Linked DNA regions of Homo sapiens: region 2 is linked to region 1. Evidence: read pairs that join two places in POLR2A ChIA-PET (ENCODE). Cell type or tissue: Panc1. All regions are shown on one strand. Each heading gives the region's core, and the rest is flanking DNA. Links, peaks and the distances in the headings are about the cores only. Region 1 overlaps EVA1C (eva-1 homolog C). Region 2 overlaps EVA1C (eva-1 homolog C).

The links. ChIA-PET counts read pairs that join two places held together with the same protein. Peaks named below come from ENCODE experiments on the same cell type or tissue, not always from the same donor. Only the 100,000 strongest peaks of a DNase experiment are listed, where the experiment ranks them.
Region 2: POLR2A ChIA-PET joins it to region 1 with 8 read pairs; 3 of 35 experiments call an interaction of 5 or more read pairs at or near these places.

What each region holds. Positions count from the first base shown.
Region 1 is chr21:32,441,518-32,444,436 of GRCh38, reverse strand. All of the region lies in intron 1 of EVA1C (eva-1 homolog C), which reads right to left. Among named protein-coding and RNA genes, the nearest start is that of EVA1C, 30 kb to the right of the region's middle. In Panc1, for the core only: no CTCF peak of the experiment used is centred there; no DNase peak of the experiment used is centred there.
Region 2 is chr21:32,495,867-32,498,785 of GRCh38, reverse strand. All of the region lies in intron 5 of EVA1C (eva-1 homolog C), which reads right to left. It also overlaps the pseudogene EXOSC3P1. Among named protein-coding and RNA genes, the nearest start is that of EVA1C, 85 kb to the right of the region's middle. RefSeq lists a silencer at 736-904 and an enhancer at 2,841-2,919. In Panc1, for the core only: no CTCF peak of the experiment used is centred there; no DNase peak of the experiment used is centred there; H3K27ac peaks cover 1,012 bases.

The DNA.
Region 1 (2,919 bases), core at 221-2,720:
ACTTCCCTAAAGTTTTTCTGTGAGCCACTCCATATTGATGGAACCCAAGGAGGGGGTCATGGGAACCTCAACTTGAAGCTTGTTGTTCAGAAGTTCCGGAGGCCCAGACTGTGACTGCTGGGAAGAAGGGCAATAGTCTTGGGGACCGAGACTCATTCTGTGGGATATGATGCTGTCTCCAGGTAGATGGTGTCAGAATTGAATTGGAGTATATATCCAGCTGGTATTTGCTGCAGAATTGATTGTTTGCTTGTTGGTGGGGAGGAATCCCCAAACATTTGGTCACAAAAAATATTCCGTGTTGATTGTTGTTGAGTGAAAGAATAGAGAAAGTACTTTGAGTTTGTGTGTGTGTGTGTGTGTGTGTGTGTGTGTGTGTGTGTTTTCACACAATTGGTGTCAGAAGTGGGAGTTGCTGGCTGTGGCCCTGTCTCATAGAAACATGTGCTTTGGGAAGAGAAAGAATGAGAGGATGGAGGATAAGAGACCTTTGATTCCTGGATGGTCGTATGGTCACCCATGGTATGAAGTCACAGCTGTGCTGCACTCTGTTACTAAAGGTGAAAGTTACCTTTCCGGAATTTGGAGACAGATCCAACTCTTGGGAAGTTGGTTCACTGGATGTGCAAGGAAATGCAAACTAATAATAAAGAAGTGAAATATTCAATCCTTTGGTTATTGTTATCTGTAATAGCTAAAATAAAAATAAAAGAGAGCACTAGGAATTAGGGTGTATGACTGTGATAGCCACCTCTTGGAATTGGTGGCTTCATGTTTTGCTGTGATGATTAAATGATATAGTGGGCATAAGCATCTTTTTTTTTCTTTACCATAAACCACTGCACATCTCTAAGGTATTACAATTATACTGTAAGGGTTTTTTTATTTGTTTGTTTTTTGAGATGGAGTTTCGCTCTTCTTGCCCAGGCTGGAGTGCAATGGCGCAATCTTGGCTCACTGCAACCTCCGCCTCCTGGGTTCAGGAGATTCTTCTGCCTCAGCCTCACAAGTAGCTGGGAATTACAGGTCCTTGCCACAAAGCCTGGCTAATTTTTTTGTATTTTTAGTAGAGGCAGGGTTTCACCATGTTGGTCAGGCTGATCTCCAACTCCTGACCTCAGGTGATCCACCCACCTAGGCCTCCCAAAGTGCAGGCATGAGCCACTGTACCCTGCCATGTACTGTAAATCTTAAAGAACACTAATTAACATAGAGCTTCCATTGGTACAATGCTGAACAATCCAGCTCTAATCAAATTACACTCGCGGCCAGCCCTCTCAGCTCTGAGCACCTTGATGTAAGGTAGACAGCTCAGAGACCAGTACATAGCCCCGTGGCTGCCCTCAGTCCAGACATGTCACTGCTGAGCCTGGAGGAAAAGGGAACCCTCCCTCCCCACCCTTCCTCCTTCCTTCCCTCCCTCCCTCCCTCCCTCCTTCCCTCCCTCCCTCCCTTCCTTCCCTTCTTCCTTCCTAATAATTAAGACCTAAAAAGTTACTAGTATTTAGAAGAGGTCAAAAGAGCTGTACATTTTCCTCTCTTTCTTTTCTGAAGCCAGAGGCTTCCAATGCAATCTGAGTTTCCTGAGGGTTGACGTTGCCTGAGTCACTCTGAACGCAGGATATAAGAATATCAGTCACTGGCCCCACATCGGTGTGCTAAAGTCCCCTAATCACCAGGGGCCAATTTCACAATCTTACTTCTGGGAAAAGAAAGGAATTCAATTTGCTACGTCCTTGCCTTCCCTCCCACCCGCTTTTTTTTTTTTTTTTTATAACCTGCCACCCTCCACTTGGTTAATGCTTTAGATAAAAGACCACACCCTTGTATTCACAAATAAACAAATAATAAAAGGTGTTTTTACATGTTTGAAGTCTTTTTCCAGAAAAAGATGTTCTTTTCTTTTGTGTTTGTGAATGCATTTAGAGAATTGGCAATGGCATGGGGTTGGGGGGTGGGGAGCCATGAGTCAGGGGTCCTGAGGGTACAGGAAAGGCCCCATGACCAAGGGCTCAGGACTGGCACTACACACCCAGGGGCATCAAGATCAAAAGGTGAAGTTAGGTATGAGTTTAAGTCCTTCCTCTAGTCCCAGGTGTGAGACTAAGAAAGTGAACCTGGAGGTTAATTGTGAAGAGAACTAGAGCCACCAGCCTGTTTCTTAGATATTTGGGAGGCTCCCAAGTTAGGGATGACCAAGGATAGCTATGACAACTCTTAAGTGATGAGCTCAGATCCTAGTCCTGAAACAAACCACAGAGGAGAGAAGGTAAACTGAGAGTCCAGACAAGGCAGAGACAATATATTTTCTTCCCGAGCACACAGGAGTAGTATATTTCTCAGCCTGCCCTACCCCAATCTCTCCTGGTAGTACAGTGGGCCAGTGGAAAATTCTGGGCAATGGAAAGAGGGCAGAAATGATGTTTGCCACTTGAAGGTCTGGCCCTTGAGACCCCTTGTGACCCTCCACTACCTCTCTCTCCCCGTCTGCTGTCACAAGTGGACAACAGAGGGGACAAGGACAGACTCTGAGGCCCCAGAAGACAGGGGAGGCACCAAATGGAAGAAACCTCGTTCTGGGCTACACCTGGACTTTGAATTCTTGTAGTTAACATTGGTTTCTAATAGTCACCCAATTATCTCCCATCTTGTCACTTTTTCTTACTTCTTTTCCCTTTCTGTACACCAACCCTCTGATTCATCAAGTCCCATAATTTCCCCCCATATATTTGCATGTATTTTAAGTGGATTTTCCTATGTAGTTGTCCACTTGTGTATTTATATGTATGGATTTCAGATTTTCGTGGCTGTCTCGGCATTTGTCTACACATGTCAATCCATTGTACCATTGTATGGGTTTCTGACTCCAAAGAAAAATCCAAAGTCCCATGCCACTGGGCCCCTTCTACTTCATCCAGC
Region 2 (2,919 bases), core at 320-2,819, 54 kb before region 1:
CCTGTTCTCAGCAGTTTAAACCAGGGCCATCTTCCTCCTCATCAACACCTTTCCTCTCCCACTCAGCAACCTCAGCGTCTCGGCCCCTAGTGTGCAGCTAGTGTGCAGCTAGTGTGCATACCCTAGTGTTCACCCTACAGTATGGTTCTCTTTGGAAGAATTAAACCACCACCCCCAAGCTAAATTAGGCCCCCTCCACTGTTACAGTCTTCTGCCCTTTTCTAAAATAGCATTTGTCACAACAGGTCATGATGATGTGTCTGGCTATTTGGTTAATGCTTGCCTTTCTCCCTCAACTGCTCACCCCATGAAAACAGGACCATGTCTCTTTTTTTTTTTTTTTTTTGAGACAGAGTTTCACCCTTGTCACCCAAGCAGTGACGAGATCTCAGCTCACTGCCAACTCCGCCTCCCAGGTTCAAGTGATTCTCCTTGTCACAGCCTCCCAAGTAGCTGGGATTACAGGCATGCGCCATCATGCCCAGATAATTTTGTATTTTTAGTAGAGATGGGGTTTCACCATGTTTTCCAGGCTGGTCTCGAACTCTTGACCTCAGATGATGCGCCCGCCTCGGCCTCCCAAAGTGCTGGGATTACAGGCGTGAGCCACCGCACCTGGCCGTGTCTCTTTGTTTATTACAAAATCCCTGGCACCCAGCACAGCTCCTGACACAAAGAGCAATGTGCTGAATGAGTGACAGAAGGAAGAAAAGCTTGAACTGGGACATGTGACCCCCAGGCCCTGAAAGCTCACCTTCATCTCAGCATTAGTGATGTGGTTTGGCTCTGTGTCCCCACCCAAATCTCATAATTCCCACGTGTTGTGGGAGGGACCTGGTGGGAGGACCCTGTGGGAGATGATTGAATCTTAGGGGCGGGTCTTTCCCGGGCTGTTGTCTTGATAGTGAAAGGGACTCACGAGATCTGATGGTTTAAAAAATGAGAATTTCTCTGCACAACTCTCTTTTTGCCTGCCGCCATCCGCATAAGATGGGACTTGTTCCTCCTTGCCTTCCGCCATGACTGTGAGACCTCCTAGCCATGTGGAACTGTAAGTCCAATTAAACCCCCTTTTTTGTAAATTGCCTAGTCTCGGGTATGTCTTTATCAGCAGTGTGAAAATGGACTAATACAATTAGCTAAGAAGAGCCTCAGCTGTAGGAACTGTTCTTGCCTCATCCTTGAAAGCACACTAGAAACTGCACCTTTAAAAAAAATGTTTTAGTAAATGTTATTGTACAGAATAAAAAAATACATCATGATTCTGTAATGATTTTCTCTCCCACAAGAGCATGGGTGAAAATCAGTAATTTACTTATAAAAATATTTTAATTAGGACTCCAATAAGATAATATGTACCTTCATACCTTGTCTTCTGAATAACTAAATGGGGAGAAGTTCACCTGAAAAAAGTTTTCCCCAGGAAACCCATGGTTTCTTGGCTCAACGGACCCATTAAAAAAGTCCACCTATATCAACTTTCTGCCAATCTGGAGATTTGTTTTCTTTGATCTAATGTCATGTGTTCACAAGCTTCTAAAACATTTGCCAAAATTAAAGTCTGCTGGACGGTTTTTCCCTTAACCCATACTCTTCCATTCATTCCAAATACTATCTTCAGTGGATAGAGTTTTCCCACTTCCTGTTTGATTTCATGATCTGGAGCTAACAGCTTTCTAATGAAGCCCAGTCACTTTAAAAAGCAGACCATCCTGTCCAATGACATTCCTTCCATTGGCTCATCCATAGCTGTCAATACAGACCATCTCTGGTTCCATGTCTTTATTAGCAACCACAAATTGGCCATAGATGAGATCTCCAACCTGCACATTTGGTCTGTTTCTTTTAGTTGCACCTTCAAATGCCAAGTAAGACAAAGAAACTGGCTCACTCCCTCCAACATCAACTCTGAATATATCTCCAGATTTAGCTGTCACTATGCCAGTCACCTGGTCTCCTTTCACTAGAATATACTCCGTTCCCAGGGCTATGGCGGCCCCAGCCCAGCAGTGTCTCAGCTTTCCCGGTCCCCGGCCAAAACTACACCTTATTTGGAGGCTAAAGTTCTGCTTCTTATTCAACACTCTGATGAAGAGGCCTGAAGTTACTGGAACCTCAGTGTGACCCGTGTCCAGTCTACCGTCCTCCATTCTACCAGAGGAGCTATCCAAGGATGTACTCAAAGTGACCTTTTTGGCCTCTGGGGGAACCTCAGCCAAAATGGGCCCCATGCTACTTAGAGTTGCTTAGACATGACAGCAGGAATAAAGACAGAGCAGGTAAAGCCATCCCTCCTGTGATGTAAGAGTGGGTGCCATTATTTTGGTAATACATTTATGTAGTCACTTCATCATATCTATTGCAGCATTGATATTGCAGAGAACAACATTTTTAGTTCAGGATATAAAATTCTAAGGATGCAATGGAATATTATGATGCCACAAAAAGAAATAAAGTACTGAGACATGCTACAACATGTACGAACCTTGAAAACAGATGCTAAGTAAGGAAGCCAGACACAAAGCACCACACATTGTATGATTCCATTTCTAGGAAATGTCTAGAAGAGGCAAATCCATAAAGACAGAAAGTAGATGGGTGGTTGCCTGGGGATGGGGCAGGTGTAATGAATGGGTGGATTTGGTGGGCTGACTGCTAAGGGATACAGGGTTTCTTTTGGGGGGATGCGAATGTTCTTAAACTGATTGTGGTGATGGTAGCACAATTCTGTGCATATACTAAAAACCACTGATTTGTATGCTGTAACAGGTGAATTGTATGCTCTGTGGATTATATCTCAAAAAAGCTGTTGCAGACATAAAATGGCTAGGAATGTTTGGCAGGGGAAAAAGCGATTTCCAAGAGAATAGGTATCAGGTTCTTCAATTATAATGCTCTTTGCTTTCCATTTGCTTTTAT